Regions from separate parts of the Homo sapiens genome. Here region 2 is linked to region 1. Evidence: chromatin loops called from intact Hi-C (ENCODE). Cell type or tissue: GM12878. All regions are shown on one strand. Links, peaks and the distances in the headings refer to the core of each region. The heading gives the core; the rest is flanking DNA. Region 1 overlaps RASGRP3 (RAS guanyl releasing protein 3). Region 2 overlaps LINC01320 (long intergenic non-protein coding RNA 1320).

The links. A loop is a pair of places that touch in the nucleus more often than their neighbours do. Peaks named below come from ENCODE experiments on the same cell type or tissue, not always from the same donor. Only the 100,000 strongest peaks of a DNase experiment are listed, where the experiment ranks them.
Region 2: it touches region 1 in a loop (5-fold over the local background); 1 of 110 quality-filtered maps calls a loop at or near these places.

What each region holds. Positions count from the first base shown.
Region 1 is chr2:33,486,733-33,491,136 of GRCh38, reverse strand. The region is part of intron 1 of RASGRP3 (RAS guanyl releasing protein 3); the gene reads right to left. Among named protein-coding and RNA genes, the nearest start is that of RASGRP3, 12 kb to the right of the region's middle. RefSeq lists an enhancer at 2,488-2,537. In GM12878, for the core only: no CTCF peak of the experiment used is centred there; a DNase peak (open chromatin) is centred at 2,238; H3K4me3 peaks cover 1,692 bases; H3K27ac peaks cover 3,790 bases.
Region 2 is chr2:34,683,117-34,687,520 of GRCh38, reverse strand. All of the region lies in intron 1 of LINC01320 (long intergenic non-protein coding RNA 1320), which reads right to left. Among named protein-coding and RNA genes, the nearest start is that of LINC01320, 7.8 kb to the right of the region's middle. In GM12878, for the core only: no CTCF peak of the experiment used is centred there; no DNase peak of the experiment used is centred there.

The DNA of each region.
Region 1 (4,404 bases), core at 180-4,179:
CCTATGTTGGCCAGGCTGGTCTCAAACTCCCGGCCTCAAGCAATCCGCCTGCCTCGGCCTCCCAAAGTGCTGGGATTACAGGCATGAACCACCGTGCCTGCTCTAAATGTTATCTTTTAATCTAATAAAAGTGTAACTCTGACAACAAAAGCAGCTAACTCTTACCTTGTCACAGAAAAAAATGTATCTGTTTTAGGCCCAGTATCCAAATCATTCTTTACTGGCTCAACAAATACGTCTCTACCTTCCAGACATTATGCCAGGGCCTGGGTATCCGGCAGTGAACTAAACAGGCCAGATGAGAAACTCTATGTGTGGATCTTGAGTTGCAGTTACATATACAATTTGGAGCTCCAGGGAAAGATCTGAGATGCAATTTACAATTGGGATTTATCACCAGGTAAGCAGCATTTAGCGCCATGGCAATGGCTCAGATCGCTCTGGAAGAAAGTATAAAGAGGAAGGACAAGAGGACCCACTCTTAAGCCTTGGGCTTTCCAACATCTAGAGGTCAGAGAGGGGAGGAGGAGCAGCAAAGCATCTTGAGGAGCTCCTGTCAGAGAAAGAGAAGGAAAACTTAAAAGCACGCTGTGCCATGAGGCCAGGGATAGAATGGAAGCTGAAGCTGTCAATCATGTTGAATGCTACTGCAAAGTTAAATAAGAGGAGAAAGAGAAATGATCTGCTTTTTTAGAATTTAACACAAGGAGGTCACTGGTGACCTTGACAAAGGTAGTTTTACAGAACTGTGGGCAGAGGCTAGTTTGGTGTGAGTGCAAGAGTAAATGAGAGGTAAAGAAACAAAGAAAACGTGTGTAGAATATGAGCTCAACAAGTTTGTTTAGAATTGCAGTGAAGAGAAGTTGGCAGAGGTTGTGGCAAGCAAAGGATATTTTTAAAAGATGAGAGTTACTGAAGCAGACCGATGCACTGATGAGGAGAACATAGTAGAGGAAGCTGAAAACTCAGAAGGAAGAGAAGATAACCAAAGGGAAGAGAATGGGTTCCAGTTATAATATGAAAGAAGGAAGAAGAACATGGTTACAAACATGGATAATAGTTATAATTAGTAAAGGGAACATGAGAAAGAATCACATAAATCATAGAGATATACAGTCATCAGGTTGGCAGCAAGAGTGTATCAAATCAGCCTGCTCTGATGCCCTCAGTTCTCTTTTCCTGAGTTTTTGAAGATGAAAAAAGCCAGAAACAGAGAAATGAACTTCCCAAGTCCCAGGATCAACTGTCCCATGACTTATGACCTAAAGATCCCTTGTTCTGTCCTCATCAACAATCTGTCAACTGGGAGCAGTGGCTCACACCTGTAATCCCAGCACATGGGGAGGCTGAGGCAGGAGGAGTGCTTGAGCTCACAAGTTCAAGACCAGTCTGGCCAACATGGTGAAACCCCCTTCTCTACAAATGATACAAAAATTAGTTGGGTGTGGTGGTGCCTGCCTATAGTCCCAGCAACTTGGGAGGCAGAGAGGTCACAGTGAGCTGAGATTCCACCACTGCACTCCAGCCTGGGCAATAGAGCCAGATCTTGCCAAAAAAATAAAAAATAAAAATAAAACCCACAAAAGAAACAACAATGTGTCCCTCATTGCTTTGAATATTTTCTGCTGACTAAATATCAGTATCCTTGCCTGCCAACATTTGATCTTTTGGACACCAAAGAGTGCTGTCAGCCTGTGTTGTGAACCATTCAACTTGGCTTTTCATTCTGAAGGACTGGCCATTTGACATCTCATCTCCACCCTGACGCCGATGCAGCAGTATTTCTGCAAGTGTATTAGGCCATCATCACTTACTGCTCAGCAGCAGACAAGCAAAAATGTTGCATGTAACTCATCTAAAGTGTCTTTGAAGGCATGTTTGCGTGAGATTTTTAATTGTTTCACATAGATCAGGATTTCTCAACCTTGGTACTATTGACATATTTGGTTGGATAATTGATTGTCATGCAGGGCTGTCGTGAGCATTTTGGGATGTTTAGCAGCATCGTTGGTCTCTACTAACTAGATGCCAGTAATACTCCACTGCCACTCCCAGTAGAGACTACCAAAAATGTCCCCAGACATTGCCAAATGTCCTTCGGAAGGCAAAATCACTCTCAGTTGAGAACCACTGATATAGACTGATGCCATAACATCAAAATGGAAACCAGAAAAAAAAAAAATCGGTCAAACCCCTAAAATCTTTTCTAGTATCAGAATGTCTGTTTCTTGTGTAGGCAAATGCCTGGCTATTTGACTGAGTTTTTCAGTTTCCAAATGAATACTCGATATCTTCATCAACAAAAAACATTTGAATGAACATGTCTTTTAGACATCATCTCAACTTGATTTTTAATTCTTGAACCAATCAGCAAGATTTAACATGTCAGAATTTGACATAATTGAGAACATTTTAAAGCTTTCTAGGTCCAAATGTATTCCCCGCCTGACTAACTGGTGGATTTTGGCCCTTGTTTTATTCCTGTGTTAATCATTTTCAGTTGTGTTTTATTTTTGCTTTTTGTCATCAGCTGCTTTAATCCTCTTCTGGAGGAAGTCAGAGGATAAATATGAACACAGGCATTTTTTTTCCATTGTGTATGGAGAGTTCTTTTTTTGTGAGAGCATTTTACCTCCTTTCCTACGGCCCAGCTACTTGGTCCCATTGAGCCTTGAGCAATCTCACAATGACTTGATATAGAAAGCATTACCTTTTTACTAATAAAGCATCTTCTGTGTTCCATTATTACTATTCAGAGTTGTTAGAGGTAAGGAGTGATGCTCAGTGAGAAACTATTAGAAGTAATTTGTTCTAGTACCAGCTCTGTCAGTTACTGGCAAAAAGCTTGCATTTCTAGGTGTCAGTTTCTTTACATTCAAATTCAATTAACACTTATTGAGAGAAACGTGCTTTGCCAGGACAATACTTGATAGTTACTCAAAGGCTGTTTTGTAGTAGGATGTGGCTGCTCTGTATGGCAACAACTTTTGAAAATCAAGAGGTTCTCAGTTTCTTGCTTTCATAAATAATCGAGTAAGAATCAGCCATGAATTGTGTTAATCTTTCTTGAATCACGGCTTTTCCCATTGAGAAAATAAATGTATAAGTTTAATCTCTCTTGTGTGAAATATAAATTCTGCAATAACTAACTCTAGTTGGTAATATACATATATACGTGATGAAATGTTTAGGAATGAAGTGTACTGCTGTCTGCAACTATGTTGCCCAGGCTGGTCTCAGAATTCCCGAGCTCAAGTGATCCTCCTGCTTCAGCCTCTCAAAGCGCTAGAATTACAAGCATGAGCCACCATGGCTGGCATTAATGGCTTTCTTAAGGTGCAGCAATCAGAATTATTCCAAATGCTCTGAGTCTCAAAGTTTTGTTGTTTTCTGGAGATGAGGTCTCACTATGTTGCCCAAACTGGCTTCAAACTTCTGGACTCCAGCAATCCTCCTGCCTCAGCCTTCCAAGTAGCTAGGACTACAGGTGGAAATCTCAAACTTTTGTTTGAGGGTAATAGGAAGATATTTTTTGATTTGTTTCCTGTAGTCTCTGTATAATGCTGAACCAGGCTAACTGCTTTTCAAGGAATCCTTTCCCTATATAGGTTAATGGCATATTCATATGCTGATTATTCAAATTAAAACCTCCAAAACTTCTTTAACTCCCTCCTTTCCTGCACACCCAAATACAATTAATCTCAAGAACTATCAACTTTACCTTTTAAACATTTTGAAAATTCTTCCACCCTCTCTATTATCATTGTCTTTGTTCAAACCTATCTTTGAAGTCTTCTTTTGGTATTTGGTATTTTTCTTTCTCTGATCTGTCGTCCTTATTGCCTTCAGAAATTTTTTTCCAGAATGCAAATGTATTCATGTCATCCCTCTACTTGACAAACTACAATAATAGTTAAGAATTATTATTAATTATTTTGCATGTCTGAATGACGTTGTGAACTTTTTAAGAGAACTTATCTTTTAGAAACACATACTAAAATATTTACGGATGGAATGATGAAATATCTGGGATTTACTTCAAAGCTAATATGGGAAGGGGAGAACATCGGTAGGGATATATAAATTAAATAAGAATGACCATGAATTGAAAATTGTTAAAGTTAGATAATAAATGGGGGTTAATTATCATTTATTTTGTCTATTTTTATATATGGTTGAAATTTGCCATATATAAATCGGTTCTCAAAAATACCGACATGCTTCAGAAGGGCAAACACTACTGTTAACCACCCAGAACCACCTTATCTTTGCTCCTTTTCTCCCGTCCCTCTTCCAACATGTAATCTATGATTCAGCTCTATCAAGTTACACATTAGTCCTGGAATGCACTGTTTCAAATATAGTCTTTTTCTTCTTGAACAATGACTTTTTATCCTTTTATAC
Region 2 (4,404 bases), core at 116-4,115, 1.2 Mb before region 1:
AATATTTACTTTCCGGTCCTTTACAGAAAATCTTTTGCTAAATACTGATATAGACAGTAAATTGGGTGACTGTGAGCACTCAGCCAGCAAGCATTTGATAGGTGTAGACAGTTCAGCTTCTCAGTACCCAAATAAGAGAGAGAGGAGACAGTCATTCCTACAGATAATGGTTGGTGAGAAATTTGGGTCTGTACAAAGGCAAACATGAGGAATGTAAAGATTTTTATCTTTTTTTGCAACCACTATATCAAGAAGCATATATTCATATCCTGATTTTTTTGTTTTTTTTTTTTTTTTTTTTTTTTGAGATGGCTTCTCGCTCTTTCACCAGGCTGGAATGCAGTGGCGCAATCTCGGCTCACTGCATGCCCCACTTCCCGGGTTCACGCCATTATCCTGCCTCAGCCTCCCAAGTAGCTGGGACTACAGGTGCCCGCCACCACGCCCATCTAATTTTTTTTGTATTTTTAGTAGAGACGGGGTTTCACCGTATTAGCTAGGATGGTCTTGATCTCCTGACCTCGTGATCCGCCCGCCTTGGCCTCCCAAAGTGCTGGGATTACAGGTGTGAGCCACCGCGCCCAGCTGGAACCCATTTTCGAAGACAACAAGTAATAGGAACAGAACAACTAAAGATATGAATTCCCGTAGAAAACCATTCATACATATGACACAGTTGGCAACGTCTATTTTTTTTTCCTTTTTATTGTTGAAAGACTGAATGCAAAGCAAACATTTTCCTTCATGGAATCTTTCTATGGCATTTTCTTCTCATGAATAAATATAAAACAAACTAGAATTTAATAGCCAAGTAGCCTGTTTGGAATCTATTAAAAGGATTAGACCCACTTGATACAATACAAATTGCTAATTAATGAAGTGATGCAAGTAAATCCTTAACAACATAAGCATAAAAAATTATTTTTTTGGCTTGAGTAGTAGATAACACATGAGTTTTTCATAGGTTCCAGTAAGACTATATATTATATATTCTTATTTCAAAATCATTCTGTTCTTTGAAGCTCTCCCAAAGTGAATACACTTGGCTGAGAACATTTCCATCCACAATTCACTTCTAGACCACACCAACATCACACTAATCCTAGGACTTTGAATTAATCTGTCAGAATATTCAAGTGCCATGTATGACTATTATAAACAGATAAAGCTAATATCCAGAAAAAGCTGAATATCATTTTTTAACATCTGTGATGGTTAATTTTATTCATTAACTTGACTGGACTAAGGGTGTCCAGATAATAGCTAAAACATTATTTCTAGGTGTGTCTGTGACAGTGTTTGTACAACAGATTAGCATTTGATTCAGTACACTGAGTAAAGAAAATCTGCCTTCACCAATGTGGTCAGGCATCATCCAATTCACTGCGCCCTAATAGAACAAAAAAGGGAGAGGAAGGGCAAATTCTCTCTTCTCGAGCTGGAACATGTATCTTTTTTTGTTCTCAAACATCCGAGACTCTGTTTCTCAGACTGGGAGTCATATCATCAGCTTCCCTGGCTCTCAGGCCTTCAGACTGAGATTGAATTACACCACCCACTCTCGTTCTCCAGCTCACTGATGGCAGACCATGGGCTTTCTCAGCCTCCATAATTTCTTGAGACAATACCCATAAAAAATCTCCTCTTGTATATTTATATATTGGTTCTCTTTTTCTAGAGAACACTAATACAAGATCCAATGATAAAGGTAATTGCTCCAGATGCTAGAAGCAAAATTTAAATAGAAGAAATGTGAGTTTTTCCATCAATGTTAAGAGGAAAACAGAAAGAGAGAGAGAGCCTTTAGTCATGTAGAATTAAGAGACTTAACCAAGTCTTTGGAATTAGAGTGTTCAGCACCACTAGAATGGAAATTTGAGACTCACATTTCTCATTTAAATAATTCTCTTGGAGACTTAGAATGTAGAATTTACACAAAAGATACCATCCAGTTTATTTCCATAAAAGATCTGAGTATCCTGTTTGAGGAAAATATTAGAGAAGACACAGACATTCTTACAATGACTAGGTCTATATGTTATAGACCATTAAGAGTTTAATTTGTTTTGTACTATTTGAAATGTAGCACCATGCTAGAATATTATTTTACTTATCAGATAGAGGGAAAGTAAAATAAAAAAGTCTTTATTTGATTGACTATTGGTTATAAATATCTGATAAATGAGATCAATTCGTAAATTGTTCATGTAACTGAGCCAGTTATCTTTGGGAATAACTCTTTTTTTCTGTGATAATTACAACTGGGGGAAAGAGAATAGTAATGAAAGACAACCCTAGTATGTGTGTTCTTTATATTTACTTATGGATGATCTTTAAAAAGCTCACTTATATGTTCCCCTAAATTTTGATTTATGATCTTTGTACAATGATTTGAGGACTACATGATGTTATAGATTAATTCAAATACTTTAGAGAGAGAAGAAAATGAGACTCAGAAAGGTCAAGTGTGTTTTTCAGATTCCTACATTAGGTCTCTTGGGCCTCTATTTCTCTCCTTTCTACCAAATCCTAACCACGATAAATGGTACAGGCTGAGCATCCAAAATCCAAAAATCTGAAATCCAAAATGCTCCAAAATATGAACATTTTTGACCCTCAAATAAAATGTTCGTTGGAGCCTCTCAGATTTCAGATTTTCAGATTTGGAATGCTCAACTGGTAAATGTAATGCAAATATCCCAGAATTAAAAAAAAATCAAAAATCCCAAATACTTCTGGTCCTAAGCCTTTTGAATAAGGGATACTCAGTCTGTATTTCTACTGTGTCATACTTCAGTAATTGGCCCAATAAGTTCAATAACGACCTTGCAATATTAGTGTCTTTACCTCAGCCAGAAATGAGTGGAAGGAACGTTATATGCAAACAGAAAAGGACACAGTTATTTTAATGTCCCTTCCTACCCTATCATTAGCCCTCTCTATCTTATCCCATTTATTGAGTTCATTAACCCTTAAAGAAACATACGAAACTTTAATGCCTGCACTTTTCTTAGTTTATGTATTATACTTCTATATCTCCATTTACATCGTGGTCCTGAATGCCATATTAATTATCTGGTTTACTCTTTCACCAGCCTCTTCAATTTCAAGTAAACTTCTGTACTTCTACTACACCCATTGAACCAACCAGAGGCAATTAGCATCCATTTTGAAGCAGCCAAAAATGTTGGTTCCTTCAAAATGGATGTTAAGTGACTTTGGAGAAAAATAGTATTATTCTATTATGTGGCTGGGTGACAATTTAGTGCTAGAAAGGCATTCAAGCTGCTGGACAATTATTTAATGTGTCTTTGGTAACCTCTTTCTTACACCCTTCAGTGACTGTCCCAATACTAATCACTGTCCTCATGCTGTCCCACAACCCAGCTCCTGCTCTCCCATTTGCAATAGAAAAATCTCATCACTCAAAGTACCAAATAGCACAGTATTGTAGCACTGTATTGCCGCCCTATCTTGCTTATCTTTCCTCACCATCTGATTGTAAATCATTTAGGAAGTAGCATTTCTTCTTTATCTTTGTATCTTCAATGGCTAGTATACAGGAAGATCCAGCATACATAGATGGGTATTGTTCATTGTTCTCTTTCTTTGCTCATTCTCTTCTTGCTGGAATTCCTTCCACCCTATCCTGTCTCTGTCTTCTTGCCATCCTTCCCACTTATTGCAGAATTACTTCTGAATTTGTTTGGTAATGTATTACACATCTATCTCCTCTCAGAAGGCTTCCTTGAATATTCTTACTCTGGGCTACCTGTGCTGACTATGCTCACAAAATGCCTTTCAATAACTCTGTTATCATTATTATATTGCCTCTATAATACATAGTTAAAAAAATCATGTAGCACAGAAAGTTACGAAATGAAAACTAAAATTTTCTCTTTCTCCAGTTCCTTGAAAGATAATGTCAGGATTAAATGGTTGACCTTTTCTCAAACCATGCCAATTACTCAAAATCATGGAGCAGTTGTTTGCTTTAAATTTGGATTACAACTTTCAATAACCTTTTTGTCTTATTGCGGATTTCAAGGGTTCAATTGCCTTTTTTTTGCTTGCTTATATAAGAAGCATATGTCTTTGGCTTAACTCTAAAATCATTCAAGTTCTCAACCAAAACATTTGTCAAAATGAAGCATCTGACTTCATGTTTCAATTAAAGCTAGTTATTCTCTAATGATGCACTAGAGTTCTCAATATGGCATTCCAAATTAAGTGCATTTTAAAAGTCTGTATATAGTTTTTTTAATTTTGTTTTCATTTTACTTTGGAGTATAACCTTACTCAGATTATGGATGGCTTGGCAAGAATATACAATTTTCTCTTTGTCTCACGGCCTCATTTTCTAATGCCAATCTGATTCCCGTTCACTTATCCATAAACTGGCAT